Linked DNA regions of Homo sapiens: region 2 is linked to region 1. A link is a loop called in an ENCODE intact Hi-C map of the cell type or tissue named here. Cell type or tissue: B cell. All regions are shown on one strand.

Evidence for each region. A loop is a pair of places that touch in the nucleus more often than their neighbours do. Peaks named below come from ENCODE experiments on the same cell type or tissue, not always from the same donor. Only the 100,000 strongest peaks of a DNase experiment are listed, where the experiment ranks them.
Region 2: a loop joins it to region 1, with 3 times the contacts of the local background. A loop is called at or near these places in 2 of 110 quality-filtered maps.

What each region holds. Positions count from the first base shown.
Region 1 is chr5:68,429,718-68,437,717 of GRCh38, reverse strand. It overlaps LOC105379013 (a long non-coding RNA gene), which reads left to right. Exons shown (of 5, transcript XR_007058804.1): 4 at 4,133-4,249; 5 at 7,141-8,000. Among named protein-coding and RNA genes, the nearest start is that of PIK3R1, 220 kb to the right of the region's middle. RefSeq lists enhancers at 2,757-2,816, 3,202-3,496, 3,187-3,526, 2,805-4,004. In B cell, no CTCF peak of the experiment used is centred here; DNase peaks (open chromatin) are centred at 1,907 and 3,317; H3K4me3 peaks cover 685 bases; H3K27ac peaks cover 1,481 bases.
Region 2 is chr5:67,188,918-67,196,917 of GRCh38, reverse strand. It overlaps CD180 (CD180 molecule), which reads left to right and starts at 119. Exons shown (of 3, transcript NM_005582.3): 1 at 119-366. The coding sequence starts at 277. RefSeq lists enhancers at 1,146-1,295, 3,211-3,310. In B cell, no CTCF peak of the experiment used is centred here; DNase peaks (open chromatin) are centred at 7, 227, 2,597, 3,677 and 1 weaker place; H3K4me3 peaks cover 7,848 bases; H3K27ac peaks cover 8,000 bases.

The sequences.
Region 1 (8,000 bases):
AAACACCTGTATAATGTCTCTCTACACATGCATACCTCTAAATGTGTGCCAGACTAACAGTGGTAACATCTTACAGAGTTTTACAGCTTTAAAACCAGAGGGAACTTCTATGGTCAAGTGGTCTGTGTTACATTTGACAGAATTGAGGCACAAAGAGGCTGTCCCTTGCCCAACTTCACTGTCTACCTTCATTTCCAACAAGCTTTGGGAGCCTGTGTGTCTGCTCACAGCTAGGAGGAAAGCAGAGGAAGGCCAGTTCTCCTTACTTTTTGCCTGTTGTGGCCCAGCTAACCCAATAAATGAAATTCAGGTTGCTGTGAGATGGTCAAGGTCTGGGCTTTACATCTGGCAGGGAGACAGCTCCTTTCTGAGGATGACAGCTGCAGCTTCAGCTCTACCTGGGAGCTGTCTCCCCATGGGGAAGATGTTCATAGCCAGCTGTCTCTTTTGTGTGCAGTTCCTGGGATTGTTCAAACTGGTAGAAGCTGAGAGAGCCCAAGGGAAGGGAATCTGCAGCTATAGAGCCCAACATGCCTTCTACACACACACACACACACACACACACACTTGCCCTCATTCCTTTAAAACAGAAAGAAGCCAGAACATGTGATGTGGTCAGCTGTTTGGATTCTTAGAGAGTGTTGAGTCTAAGTAATGGGGCAAGTTGTGGGGAGGGCACTTATGGTTTTGGTGGGGAGGGCAGGGACCATTCCAGCTCTAATCAGAAGGATAAAGGAAGTAAGCAGACCAGCAGACCTGGCCTCTGGCATGTGAAACAGCATCCACATGCCCCCCTCCCGATGTCCTATCAGATCTCATTAACCCTCTCCCATTCCATTATCCAGGCACTGCCTCCTTACCTGCCTTGATTATCTCGGCTAGCTGCCAGGGTTGATAAGAAATCTGTCCCAAAATGGCAGAGGGCTAACAGATTAAGGGGTTCCCTCTCAGGGACTTAGCCCTTCGGGTGGGCTGTCTCACAGTTCCCAATTCTTCCAGAGCCAAAGGAAAGCCACAGAAGCATGAAATGTCAGGAAGATTAGACAGACATTTCTGGGCCACAAGCCTGTGTGATGCTTTTCAGATCAAAACCCAGGTCGTGCCTGCTATGTTTGTAGGAAGGAGGGAGTCTGGGTGGGAAATTAGAGAAAGTACAGCACCCTCTGTCCTGAAGAACCTTTCATCCCTGAACTCAGAGGTGTAAGCTGCCCTTCTGAAACACAAATCCTTATCTACTCTCATTTTCCAAATGTTTTGTGTTTCTATATGAAAATCTTTAGATTTGCTGAACCATTGGGCCCCAAAAATATGGCCCAGGTCACTCAAACCTATATATTTTCTTCCTATGATTTTCCTCAGGGCAATTCATGTCGTCACAGGTGGCCCCACCCCCCAAAGCCTTCACCTGAAGGTATTGCAAGCCAACTTTCCAGTTATTTGTTAAAAATAAAATGATCCTTAAAGGATGTGATGGTCAGCCAAGATACTAGAGTTGTTAGCTTTCATCGGACAAAAGGACTTTCAGTGTCAGCTCTGCTTATTTCATTTAGCTTGGATGGCGACCTACATCTCTCAGCATGAAAGGCCCAAAGCGATGTTTCAGGAAGAATAATCCAAAGAACTACGGGTATCAAACTCCCTGGGAACTTGTTAGCATACCAATCCTGGGCTGAGAATATGATTTTAAGGGGATTGATGCTTTAGAATTTCTGGACTAAAGGTTGCTGTTTCTCTTGAAGTGGCAACTCCATTTGAGTGGCAGGTTATCCTGTCTGTCATTACCTGGAGAATTATACAGAAATCTTCTGCATAGCAAGAAGTCCCACCACACTCAGGGCATTGGGGAAATAGGGTGGTGGCAAGCCTATGTTCAGTTAGGGGGATCCCTGCCCTGTGCTGCCGGAGGAAGTGCCCTGTGCTGCAATGAGGAAGTTCACTGCTGTCTTTCTCAGGAACTCAGACCAACATGAAAATAGGACTCCTGAACTTAGAGCCTATGTTTTGTCCACAAGATTATCCAATCTGCAACAAGCACCAGAACTTGTCTGAGATCCTGAAATCCAGAGAGCCTAGCCAGCTGGGCATATACCAAGCTCTAGCATAGGAGAGAGGCCAGCTACTCAGCCAGGGCACATGGCCCTGGGGCAGCCTGGCCCTGGACAGGTGGAGCCAACCTCTCCAAGAACTTTCCAACACTCCACCATTCTCTGTTTACCCCAGAGGCATATTAGGCTGACTGAGACATCCTTGAGAACACAGGGAAGCTTCAACTACCTATGACTGAAATCATGATCATCATCATCATCTAGTTCTAAACAAAATCATCCTAGGAGGCAGCATGCCCTTGTACAAATTTCAAATCTGATACAAATAGCTGTGTGGCGTTAGGCAGATTCCCTCTCTGTACTTACGGTTCCTCATCTATAAAACAGAGTTAATAAAAGAACCCTAATCCCAGCACTTTGGGAGGCTGAGGCGGGCAAATCACGAGGTCAAGAGATTGAGACCATCCTGGCCAACGTGGTGAAACTCTATCTCTACTGAAAATACAAAAATTAGCTGGGCATGCTGGTGCGCACCTGAAGTTCCCAGCTACTCGGGAGGCTGAGGTAGGAGAATCGCTCAAACCCAGGAGGCGGAGGTTGCAGTGAGCCGAGATCGTGCCACTGCACTCCAGCCTGGTGACAGAGTGAGACTCTGTCTCAAAAAAAAAAGAATCCGTCTCTTAGGTTCGTTGTAAGAATTAAATGAGACAATGTGTACCAAATTCTTAACAGAGTCTGGAATATAATAAGTGTTCTGTAGACAGGGCCACAGCTAGCATGCAGGGTGTCTTTGTGGTAATTGGAAAAGGGTGTGCTCATTTGGGTAGACACATTAGAAAAAGATGTCCCTTCCTCTGGGCTGGCTCAGGCTGGTGCCTGACTTGGGAAGCAGAGTTCCTCCCTCGGCTGGCCACCCTTTGGCTGGTCACAACCCACAAAACTGAAGGTGGAGGCCCTGTCCGTACATGTTTGCTATGGTAAGTACCAACAGTTCTTGCAGACGGACAACTGTGTGCGCTCTCACTGTGGAGGCCCCCTTGGAGGAGGTAGCTGACTCTCACTTCTCAGAACCACAGTGCTAGGCTCAGCAGAGTCTCATCTTGATAAACTTCTGTGAGAACAAAGGCATGGGGACACACTGAATTTTCCTTTTCTGAGCTTGAAACCAGCTGATCATGCTTCCTGTTTCTCTAAGGGCTTCCCTGACATAGACGACTTGCTTCTTTCAAATTTGGTCATCGCCCTCTTGCCTTCCTGTGTGAGTCAGCGTGGCTGCCCTTGTGCACGCCAGGCTCCTGTCTGTGCTCCGGGGCCTGTTTCCTGGCCTCCCCAGGTAATTCCCCTCGGCCAAGGGTGAGCGTCCCCGCCCACGTCCCCTCTGCCTGGAGACGTGCGTGCGCTGGGGACATGAGTCACAGCAGCCCGCCCGTCCTCTGCATCTGAAACTATTATTGGAATGCCTCTGCGCACAGCACATGCCTGCTTCCCAGATTTCACAGGCCCCTGCTCAGGGATCTGCAAACCACATTGCTCAGCCCGAGATTCCACGCGGGTGATCACGAGGTGGTTTGCTCTAAGCTGGAACTTTTCTAAGAAAGTAGGTTTCTTTAAGCCAGGCATTCTGCATTCTTCAAAAAGCGTCAACCACATGTCTCCAGCGAGCGCCTAGCAATGTGCCTGCCTTAATGGGTAATGCAAAATAAATCGTTCTGGAGCTCTGAGAAGGACACAGTAAAAAGAAGAGCAAAAATGAGCATCTCAAATAAGAGATGTGGCAGGACAGATCCTTATGGGCCTGGAGAGTTAAACCCACAAAAAGAAAGGGAAGAAAGAGGCAGAAGATCGGGAGGAGGACCATGAGAAAGAACCAACAGAGGCAAACAACTTGAACAAAGATGCAGAGGGAGAATGTGTCGGACTTGTTTACAGGAACCTAAACACGGAACCAAATTTGAATTTTGAAGATCCTTCTCTTTTTCTCTTGCTAGGATGATTAATAGCCTCTAGTGTGAGAGAATTTGTTGTTGTGAGGTGATAAAACTGCTTTGAATGCTATAAGGTATACAACTCTTGTCTCCCTTTTACAGATGAGGAAACTGAGGCACAAAAAGGTGAAGTCCTGAGCTCACAGTCATGCAACCAGCAGGTGGTGAAACACACCTCCAAGCTGCCTGCCTCCTAAGCATCAAGCTTTGTGGCCCAGGGTGAGAACAGATTTTTGTTTTTCCAGGTGGATATTTGAAAGGGAGGAGCTAAGGTTAGTTCACTGATCCTTCTTCCTTCTCTGAACTCCTGATGCAGATTTCCCTTCTTCCATGCTAGATCTTGGTGTATGTCCAGGTGACTAGGATCTCAGGATCTCAGGCAAGTTCTGGTGCTTGCTGCAGGTTGGATAATCTTGTGGACAAAACAGGCTCTAAGTTCAGGAGTCTTATTTTTATGTTGGTCTGAGTTCCTGAGAGAGACAGCAATTAATTTCCTCATTTTCCCTATTTGACATGGACACGAGAACATGAGACTAACAAAGAAACAACCTTTTGCTAGACCATTTTCAGATCCTATGAAAGAAAATGATAAAGAGAAAAGTAGCTCCTGGGGCAAAGTGGAAGCAGATCCTGGAAGAAGTTGCAGGTGGGCTTATGTCAGAGGCGCCCTAGCAGTAGGTGTGCGAAAAGAGAGCAAGGGAAAGATGGGAAGTCCCTCCTCAAGCAGCAAACGCATGTGGCATCCCAGCATGGCTGGAAGCCACCTCTATCACTTCCTTCCGCCAGTGACAATGAAACGGAAAGGGAGCTTGTGACTCACTTCACCTGGCAAGGTGGTGCTGGAACAGGACACTTCCGTGAATCAAGGCTGATTGATCTTATTCTATTTCTAGACACATATCTTACCCAGAGTGCCTCTCCTTCTGAAAGAGTGGCCACCTCATAAAAGTGAAGAGAACACTGTCAGTGGGAATGTAAAACGGTGCAGCCACTGTGGAAAAACTTATGGCATTTCTCAAAAAATTGAAAAGAGAATTACCATATGACCCAGCATTTTCACTTATAGGTATAATATATACCCCAAAGAGTAGAAAGCAGGACTCCAACTGATGTTTGTACACCATGTTGATAGAGCATTATTCACAGTAGCCAAAAAAATGGAAGCAACTCCAGTGTCCATTGATAGATGAGTAAATAAACAAAATGTGAAATACACATGCAATGGAATATTATCCAGCCTTAAAAACGAAGGACAGTCTGACATATGCTTTGACATAGATGAACCTTGAGGACATCATACTAAGTGAAATAGGCCAGTCACAAAAAGACAAACACTGTATGATTCCACTTACGTAAGATATCAAGAACAGTCAGACTTTTATAAGGGAGGGGGAAATGAGGAGTCGTTTAATGGGTACAGAGTTTCAGTTTTGTAAGATGAGTTTTGGAGATTACATTGGTTGTACAATAATGTGAGTATACTTAACACATTGTTAATGGTACACTTCATAGTTAAGATGGTAACGTTTATGTTGTGTGTATTTTATCACGATGAAGCAATTTTAAAAGTTTAACAAATGAAGAGAAAGCTTGTTTCTGTCTGCTACTTGAGTGTAACTATTTGAATTGACTTGAAGGAGGAAGCTCTGGGCCAGTGTGGAGCTTGAGCATAGGCACAGGAGAAAGGGAGACTGCAGACATTGTTTCTTGATCTGAAAAGGAAAACACGGTTCTGCAGTTGTGACAAGCTAAAGGAGACTGGAAGCTTCCCTGAGAGTGAGCTACTGAGCTCTTGCCCCCCTCCTTCTCAGAGTTCTCCAAGGACACACATCTCAGTGTCCCTGCCTAACCCTACCGCCCCAGCAAAGCCCTGGTCCAAACAATGAAAGATGCCTGTTTGAACTTAGGACAATCCCATGGTTTGCTTATTGGACACTTACTAAGGATTTCACTGGCATCTGCTGGTTGTAATTCTCTTAGCCTCCTTTAAGGAAGGTCTTGTTACTATGCCCATCTTTTAGATGAGAAAACTGAAGCACAGAGAGCCTTTGAGATCCATCTGATTTAAAAGCTGCTACTTTAATAGATCTCTAATAAATAGACATCTTCTGTGATTGCATTAAATAATTTTTAACAAAAATGAAGCAATTCAGTTAAAGATAATATCCAAATGACCAGCTTTACTGGGGTGAAGGCTAAAAGGAATGAGCAGGTTGCCATTAGGGAATGAGCATGTGCGTGTGATGAAGAAAGGTAAAGAGGTATTCATAGTCTAAAGCATTTAGTTGAATTCTTGTGGTTTAGAAACATTAGGTTAGAAGTAGTTAACCAAGTGGAAAAAAAAAAGACACTCAAAACCACCACACTGTTTTTGGCACAGTAATATAACCTGGTAAGTGTACTAAAAATTACCCATTTGGTGAAGGGTAGGGATGCCCCTAAAATAGAATTTCCATTGGCACCTCTTCTTTATGTTCTGCCTTTCAGCTTTATATACCTTCAAGTTACAGGAAAAGCTCTGCTGAGCACTCTTGGATATTTCAGACTTTTCAATGTGACCTCTCTAAAAACCTCCCCCACCAATCAAAAATGCACAACCAGAAACTGTTTCTGCCACAATAGTTCCAAGTTCACATCAGTTACATTTTGTTTTGTTTTGTTTTTTGAGAAGGGGTTTTGCTCTTGGTGCCCATGCTGGGTGGCATGATCTTGGCTCACTACAACCTCCACCTCCTGGGTTCAAGCAATTCTCCTGCCTCAGCCTCCTGAGTAGCTAGGGTTACAGGTGCCTACCACCACAACTGGTTAATTTTGTATTTTTGGTAGAGACGGGGTTTCTCCATGTTGGTCAGGCTGGTCTTGAACTCCCAACCTCAGGTGTCAGTTACATTTTTAGAGGATGAAATGGTACACTTTGGGTTTAAAAATCCATTGTAAAGGAGATGCTTTTTCAAACTTTAAAAAAGAAGAACCTGACATTTTTCAATCCAAAATGGACTGACAAACATTCTTTCAGTTCATCTTGTTTAAATAATGAACATCAGAAGCCTATTGTTTAGTATTTTTCAAAAAATAGTAGCATTCTCAAGATTTGTTTTTGTTTTCAACAGATCTACTTCATGCTCCAAATATTCATGGACCTTCCCAGGACCTCAACAAAACAAAACCATGAAGAAAAACCTTGACATGAACCCCAAAAAAACCCAGTCAGCAATATTTTAAGTTAAATTTTGAAACAAATCCAAACGGGTTCCTCCCCATAAATCTACCAGTAAATTGTGCAGAATCAGAACTGAAGCCATGCCCTTTCTTAAAGTATTGAATTAGAATAAATGAGAACATCTAAATATTTTCCAAATTCATATTCCAGTTATAATATTCAAGTTTCTTAGTTTCTCTCTGTTCACATTCAACATGAAATAGTCCCATTAGTCAGTAGCAAGAGCTGCAACATTTCTACAGGTACTAAAGGATGTGATCAGAGCAGGGAAGATGGCCAACAAGATGATGCCACTCTAGCGGGTGCCCATCCAAATCATAACCCATGAATACTGCGGCTTTATTATCTTGGACAACAGAAAGCTGATCTTGTAATTGGATGATCACCCCTGCTTGCATGCTTTCGAGTAGTTACGTATGACAAAAGGAGCTACTGGTTTTGTGATGATGGGTTTCTGGGTAAACCCTAGATGCAGAAGCAGCTTTTAAGCATAGCAGAGCAAGAGTCAAATGGTTCTGAAAAAAGTTTTAACTCTGAGATGACTTCTCCCCGCTTCTTTCACTCTACCCTCTCAATCCTAGAGCAAGTGAGCAGAGTAGGTAAAGCTGTTTCCTCCAGAAAGATGATCCATATTTTAAACAGCTCTGTGAATGGGGCACTAAGACTCAGAAGATCTGGTTTTCAGTTCGCATTCTGCCTTTAACTGGTCTTGAAAGTTTGGGCAACTCAATTATCTCATGGAGTCAGTAT
Region 2 (8,000 bases), 1.2 Mb after region 1:
ATGTTCAGTGCCAGGAAATGCAACGGGCCATTCTGGGGTTGGGTCCTCAGTTATTTTTGGCAAAGATGGGTGGTATGCAAAAGGGACTTCCTTTTTTTTTTTTTTTTTTTTTTCCAGCACAGAGCCACAGAATGCTGAGCAGTCAACAGCATTTCTTGTTCCAAGATCACCCTTCTGAGTACCTCTCTGGCTGCCAAATTGCCAGGGCCTTCACAGTTTGATTCCATTTCTCAGCTCCAAGCATTAGGTAAACCCACCAAGCAATCCTAGCCTGTGATGGCGTTTGACGTCAGCTGCTTCTTTTGGGTGGTGCTGTTTTCTGCCGGCTGTAAAGTCATCACCTCCTGGGATCAGATGTGCATTGAGGTGAGTCCAAACTGTTTGTCTTTATGCAGATTAAACTGTCTGAAAATTTTGAGATTTAGCACGCAGTCCAATCTGAGCCTTGGCATCCCAATATCTAGTGTCTTTAAAAAGGAAATAAGGTGTATATATAATTTTTTCATTATTGTGAGAAAGGAGCCAAAGAACTCTGCCAGGGGATCATCTGGTGGCATCTTAATAGGAAGCAAAGAGAATTTTTCTCCTCTTCAAACAATTCCACCCAAATAATCCCAAGTGGGTCATAAGATATTAATAGGGTCTGTGTGCACAAAGCAGACCCCTAAACCTGCCTCAACCTAGGGGAGCTGTTGGTTTAACATCCCCACTCTCACATGGCCTCTATCCCAATGAGTCCTTTGGTCTCCTCTCAGGGTGAGAATTAGTAAAGACAGCGCTGTGCCAGGTTTTCGAGCATTGAAAAGATCACTCTGAATGAGTCTGGCTCTCTCTTGGACTTGGACAGCCTTCCATCTGTTTTACTAACCCATAGGAGGAAAATCTGAGAATAGAGCCAAATTGCACCTTCTGTTTTGGACCATAGCAATATTTATCAACCTGTGGGAAGTTCTTGGAGGGGATAATGAGAGAAAAAGGAGAAGGGCCTCCGTCTCTTGCCATCCTCTAAAATGCTTCAAACTTCCTCCCACTTTCTCTGACCCCACAAGTGATCAATACCACGTGGCCTGTCAGACAAGGGCTGCATACAGGAGGAACCATGAGTCTTGGTGGCTTGGTGAGCTGCTGGTCTGGGTTGAGGTAAAAAGAAGAGTAAGAGCCAGGAATAGCCAGATGTGGAGTTGCCCTGGGGCAGGACTAGAAGGAGATCAGAGGATCAGGAAGAGCAGAGCAAAGCCAGCACTGGGGTAAGGCTCAGAGCTGGGTGAGCAGAGCCTTGTTGGTCTGGCATTAGGATGGAATCAGCAGCAGGCCAAGAGGAGGCATCATGCCAATGAGAAATGAAGGCTGGGAAGGTGTGTGTTGCTTTGCTTGGGCTGTCATAACAAATGCCACAGACTGGGCCAGGCGTGGTGGCTCACGCCTATAATCCCAGCACTTTGGGAGGCCAAGGTGGGTGTATGCCTTGAGACTGGGAGTTCGAGACCAGTCTGGGCAACATGGCAAAACCCCATCTGTACTAAAAATACAAATATTAGCTGGGCATGGTGGCACATGCCTGTAATCCCAACTACTCGGGAGGCTGAGGCAGGAGACTCACTCAAACCCGGGAGGCAGAGGTTGCAGTGAGCCGTGATTGTGCCACCGCACTCCAGCCTTGGCGACAGAGCAAGACTCTGTCTTAAAACAAACAAACCAAAAATACACCAAAAAACAAAAACAAACCAAAAAAACCCTGAATACCATAGACTAGGTGACTTAAACAAGAGAAATTGATTGTCTCACAGTTCTGGAGGCTGGAATTTTAAGATCAAGGTGTTGGCAGAGTTTGCTGCTTCTGCACCCTCGCTCCCTGGCATGCAGATGGCCATCTTCTCTCTGTGTCCTCTCATGGCCTTTCCTGTGTGCATGAGCACTGGTGTCTTCTTGTTTGTCCAAATGTCCTCATCTTTTAAGGACTCCAGTCAGATTGGATTAGGGCCCACCTATATGACCTCAGCTTCCCTTAATGACCTCTTTAAAGGCCCTGTCTCTAAATACAGTCACATTCTGAGGTCCTGTGGGTTAGGACTTCAACATATGAATTTGGTGGTGGGGGAGAGAAAATTCAGCCCATAACAGAAGGAGAAGAGTAAGACATTTCTATCAGCCCCAGAAGGCTGTCCCCTCACCCTTCAGGTTGGAAGGTCTGTAATTGCCTGACAAGTTCTTCCTGCCCACTGCCCAGACAAAATCAATCCACTGAGACTACGGCATTGCAGTAAAGAAAGTTTAATTGATGTGAGACTGGCCACGCCAGGTGGGAGACAGAGTTATTACTCAAATCAATCACTCCAAAGTCTTGGAGATTAGGAGTTTTCAAGGATAGTTTGGTGGGCAGGGTACACGGGAATGGCAAATGTTGACTGGTTGGGGAAGAAGTCATAAGGTTTTGGAAAATGGTCCTTAGTTCTGAGTCCACCTCTGGGTGAGGCCGCAGGATGGGGTGAGTCAGGAGTCTGGGTGGGGTTAGTCTGAAAGATATCTCAAAAAAAAATCTTAGATTCTATAATAGATGTTATCTACAGGAGTAATTGGGGAAGTCACAAATCTTGTGACCTCTGGCCACATGACTCCTGAACAGTAAGGAGTAACTATGCCAACATCTTAGGCAAATTCAAGCCCCTCTCATAATCCTAACGGGTGACCTTTCTTTAGTTTTAAAAAGGTGCTTTTGTTTTAAGAAGGGCTATTACCATCCTTGCTTTAAGGTTAAAGTATAAACTAAATTCATCCCAAATTCAGCTTGGTCTACACCCAGGAATGACCAAGGAGAAACTGGAGGTTAGAAGTAAGATGGAGTCAACTATGTCATATTTCTCTTGCTGTCATAATTTTGCAAAGGTGGTTTCAGGTCAATGTCATACAGACATTTGGGAGGCATGACAAGTGGGTAGGAATAAGGGCACCATCCCCCCAGTGATCAGGAACATAGGTTATCACCTCCAGGAGACAGCCTCCAATAGGATAACATCACCATTTAATTCCACCTCATTGGGAAGCAGGCTGTTTTAAATGCCCCACTCTTATACACCTACAAGTTTAACTTTGAAATCCTTGCATCAGCGGGAGGCCCCCTAGTCCTTTGGCTGCCTGTTCTGGGGCCTTCAGTGCTATTCATGTCTCAGGAGTGGTGCTCAGTGTTCTAGGGCCTGCAAGCCTAGCCCTGTGTGGCAGCAAAGTCTTTCCTTTTTGGATAAGCCAGATGAAACTGAAACCTTCCAATACAACAACATTCCTGCAGCCCTCCCTCTGAAAGAAGTCTGATTTTAAATGACCTTGTCAGCTATTCAGTTAGCATCAGATCTGTATTTTCTTTTGTTTCATCTATCACGTGTGAGTGAGTTCTCAAGAACAAGATTCGAAGGCTGTTTAGGGAGCCCTTGCTACTGTGTGGATACTAGGGAGGGAGCTGGGGGATGCAAAGAAAAATGGAACTTATTCCTGAGATTCTGGAACTTTCCAGGCTGCTGGCAAGGGATAAAAGGAGGGGTGGCTAAAAGAATAAACTCTTGCTTTTGACTTAAGGGTTTGGCCGTTTTTCAAGGGTAAATTACCCCGAACTTTACTCACCCTTCCAAGCTGCTTTCCTTTCCTCTTTTCTTCTTCCCCCTTCAGCTCATGCATAGTTAACCACATAATGTCTGCATGTTCATGTGACTGCCATTACCCTATTAAGCCTGTGAATAAAAGTTCTCTGAGGTGGAATTTGACGAAGGAGACTTTATTCCAATGAACAGTTCGCAAACTGAGGAGACACGGCCTTTGGCACGTAGCCTTTGGAAGGTGCATTCCAGGGAACAAATGAGGAACTTGGCCTCCATAGAGAGAAATTTTCCCACTCAGCTTCCCAATCAAATTCATTTACGCAGCAGAAGGATTCAAACTTGCTTAGTTCTGATCGGTTGGTGCAGCTGGACCCTGACTGGTTGATAAAGCTGAGCCCTGATTGGTTGGTTCAGGTGAGATCAGAAAGTTCCAAAATTAAACAGAGATGGGGGTTTTCAGAAACTCAGAGTACATGTGTGACCTCTAGTCAGCAAGTGGCTGCTCGGCTGTATTTAAAATTTAGGCCCAGTTTGCCACTTGGGATCTGATATAGTTTGGATCTGTGTCCCTGCCCAGATCTCATGTTGTATTTTAATCCCCAGTGGTGGAGGTAGGGCCTGGTGGGAGGCGTGTGGGGGCAGCTCCGTCACAGCTTGGTGCTGTCTTGGTGATAATGAGTTCTCCTGAGCCTGAGATCTGGTCATTGAAAAGAGTGGCACCTCCTCTGTCATTCTCTCTCTCCTGCTTTCACCATGCAGCGTGCCTGCTCCCCGTCTGCCTTCTGCCATGATTGTAAGCGTCTCAAGTCCTCCCCAGAAGCCAAGCAGATGCCAGCACTGTGCTTCCTGTAGAGCCTGCAGAGCAGTGAGCCAATTAGACCTCTTTTCTTTATAAATTACGCAGTACTGTTTCTTTTTTCTTTCTTTCTTTCTTTTTTTCTTTTGAGACGGAGTCTCACTCTGTCGCCCAGGCTCGAGTGCAGTGGCGTGACCTCAGCTCACTGCAAGCTCCACCTCCCAGGTTCACGCCATTCTGCCTCAGCCTCCCGAGTAGCTGGGACTACAGGCGCCCACCACCACACCTGGCAATTTTTTTGTATTTTTAGTAGAGACGGAGTTTCACCTTGTCAGCCAGGATGGTCTCGATCTCCTGACCTCCTGATCCGCCCACCTCGGCCTCCCAAAGTGCTGGGATTACAGGCGTGAGCCACCGTGCCCGGCCCCAAAGTTCTTAATTTTAATATACCTCAACTTATTTTTTTCCTGTATTTTCAGTACAATTCTGTCCTGTTTAAGAAATCTTTGCCTACCTCAAGACCGTGATATTATCCCATGTTTCTTCTAGAAGCTTTATTGTTTTGTATTTATTTGCTATTTCTAGGTTTCACATTTAGATGGATCAAAATTGTTTTTGTTTTTTACATACAAGTAGGAGTCAAGATTAATTTTTAAATAAAACTTTTTGTTTGGAAAAATATCCAAACCTACCTACAAGTTCTGAGACTATTACAGTGAACACCTACAGGCTACATAGATTCTTCCATTGTCAAATGCTACATGTTTTCTCTCTCTGTCTCTCTCTCTCTCTGTGAATGTTTGTGTCCCTATATATGTGTGACTTAAGCAAAAATATTAGGACCCGTATCAAGTCTTTGGAAGCTGATAAATATGCAAAGAACAGCTGGAATTCGTGTTCTGTGATTTGGATTGTGGCATCATTTTAGATGCACTCTTGAAATATTTACTTGGGAATGTGGGCATGCCTCCCCTTTTCAAGTGAGCTCAGCTTGGCCATCCTTTTCCCTCAAAACTGTGATAGAAGTGAGCCCTTCAGTCCCTAGGTGTGGGATGGGGACTGGTTAGCAGAGCTCTTTTTTGAAAGGAACTCCAAGTTCATAGACACAAGGGCTTCCCAATAGCTTTCGATAATGATGTGAGGTTGTGATGATCCAGTTAAACGCTAACTCTTCTTGTTTAGTGCTGACACACATTATCGCATTAATCCTCACAGTAAACTTGCAAGGCGAAGTTCCTAACTTCAATCTACATTTGAGGAAAAGGGAGGCTCAGAGAACACAGCTTGGTGGTTGAGAGCTAGGATTTGAACCCAAGCAGTCTGACTTTACAGACAAACAGAAAATAAAGTGCATGTAACTGGAATGCCCTTTGCCTGGAGGAATCAGATTGACAATGAAGTTACAGGAATGTGCTCTCTAGGGAGTGTTTGTTTTGTTTTCAGAGACTAATTGTTGCTCTGGGATTTGGCTCAGTCGACTTGCTCTATCTTGGATGGAGGCATGCTTAATGAGGAAGCGTTGGAGGTCAGTGTCCCAGACTTCTGATGCATGGGGAGGTGGCTGCTGCGTGTGTCAAGCGCAGATGAGAAATCCGAAAAGGTGAGAATAAGCACTTGAGTGAAATTCAGAGTTCCAAATTAGAAAATGTTTCAACACTTGCAAGGAAAGAAAATACAGTGGGATGAGAGGGAGTTAGATATACAGCAGAAGGGAGGAAAATAAGAGCCTGATTGAGAAAATGCAAATGAATACCTAGAGGGAAAAGGGATTGCAAATACAGATGTAGCTCTGGGAGCACAGGTCTGAGACAGAGCTGGAGACAAAGCAGATGACACAGGTCCCAGTGCACAGTGAGTCCCAAGCGAATGCCCCTTGACTTAGAATAGTGATGGGCATGAGGCAATTGTCATGAATACCACGTGGCCTTGCCACAGCTCTACTCGCTGTGTGAGTTCACATCAAGAAGTCCCATCTGCACTGGAGCCAGCAGAAGCAGAGAGGTGAGAAAGGGACTTTGGAAATTAACCACATTTCTAGACTTCTCTAGGAAGAGAAGGCTGGGTTTATAGGAAATGGTCATGTGGAGATCCGAGAAACTGCAATGGTAGTGGGTGTCTGCCTGGAAAAAGTAACAGAAGCACGTGGTCCTGGCGGTGGCCATGCTGTCTGCTGGGGCCCAGTGTTCCTTCTCTGCATCTTGTCCTTTCACTCTCTGTTGCATTACCGTTGTGCTGTTCTGGAACCCTGGCTATCAGAACTCATGCTCAAAAATGTTTCATTTGAATATTGATAGGGAGAATGACACACCCTTACTAATGCAGTATTTCTACCAAAAATGTGTAACCAGAGTCAAATTATGAGGAACATACAAACCCATAACTGGGACATTCTGCAAAATATAGGCCTGCATTCTTCAAAGGACATTCATGTTGTGAAAGACAAAGGCTGAGGAACTGTCTCAGATTAAAGGAGTCTAAGGAGATATAACAACTAAATGCAATGTGTGATCCTGGATTGGAAAAACAAAAATTACTATAAAGAACAATAATGGGACAATTGGCAAAATTTGGATATAGACAGTATGTTGGATAATTACATTGTATCAATATTAAATATCTTGAATTTCATAATGGCACTATAGTCATATAATATCCTTGTTTTTAGGATATATAAACATTGGTGTATAGGGCTTAAGGGTCATGATGTCAGTAGTGTACTCTCAATCAAACAGAATGTGAAGAATAGTGTGTGTGTGTGCATGTGTGTGTACCTTTTGCCTTAAAAAATTACAATAGTCTGAAAACAATCTAATGCTTCCTAGATAATTCCAGAGCATGTGGTGCTTTGGTGCCTCTATCATCGTGGCCATTTTGATGATACAATTGTGATTATAAAAGCTATAAGGGAAGGGCTACGTGTATGCTGAGCCCTAGACATTCTCTAAAATGTGTTTGGTTTCTAAATTCTCTTATCAGCTGTGTTTCTTGTCACTTGCCTCTTTCTCCTAGAAATCAAAGGCACAGGATCTATTGCCATTTCCACCTAACCAGAGATGATTCAATATTATGGCACAGGCTTATGGTGGCCTCCTTGATCCTCTTGGTAGCGTCATCCACTCGTTATCAGTTTTTCACTGGGTTGAAACCAAGCTACTTCATTTACCTGCTTTCTATTTTCAAGGAGCTCACTCAGGCCACTGGCTTAGCAGAGCTCCTCCTGGATTCTCAATCTTCTGCATCACATTAGGGCAGTAAAGTGCTTAGTAAAGCACACAAAAGGCTGAGGCACAGAATAATTTAGGTGTCATGGGCACTTATATATTCAGGAGAAGGAGGGAAATGACAGCATTGAGCCTTTTGCTGTAGGGCCGGAATAGAGTGAGACAAACTGAGGAAGTCCCTTTTCTCCAACCGTATGTGACATCAGTTATGCCAAAGGAGACGAGAAAAGCAAAATGTCTCCTCTAAGCTAATCAGCACCTTTGCAACTACTGGGGCAGCAGCTGCACATACATATTCTCTCTGGGTCGTCCATATTCATGGGCACTGAGGATAGGTCTGGCAACACGTGGTTTTTTCCCCCACCAGTCAGCTAAATCTAAGTTTTAAATGCGAAG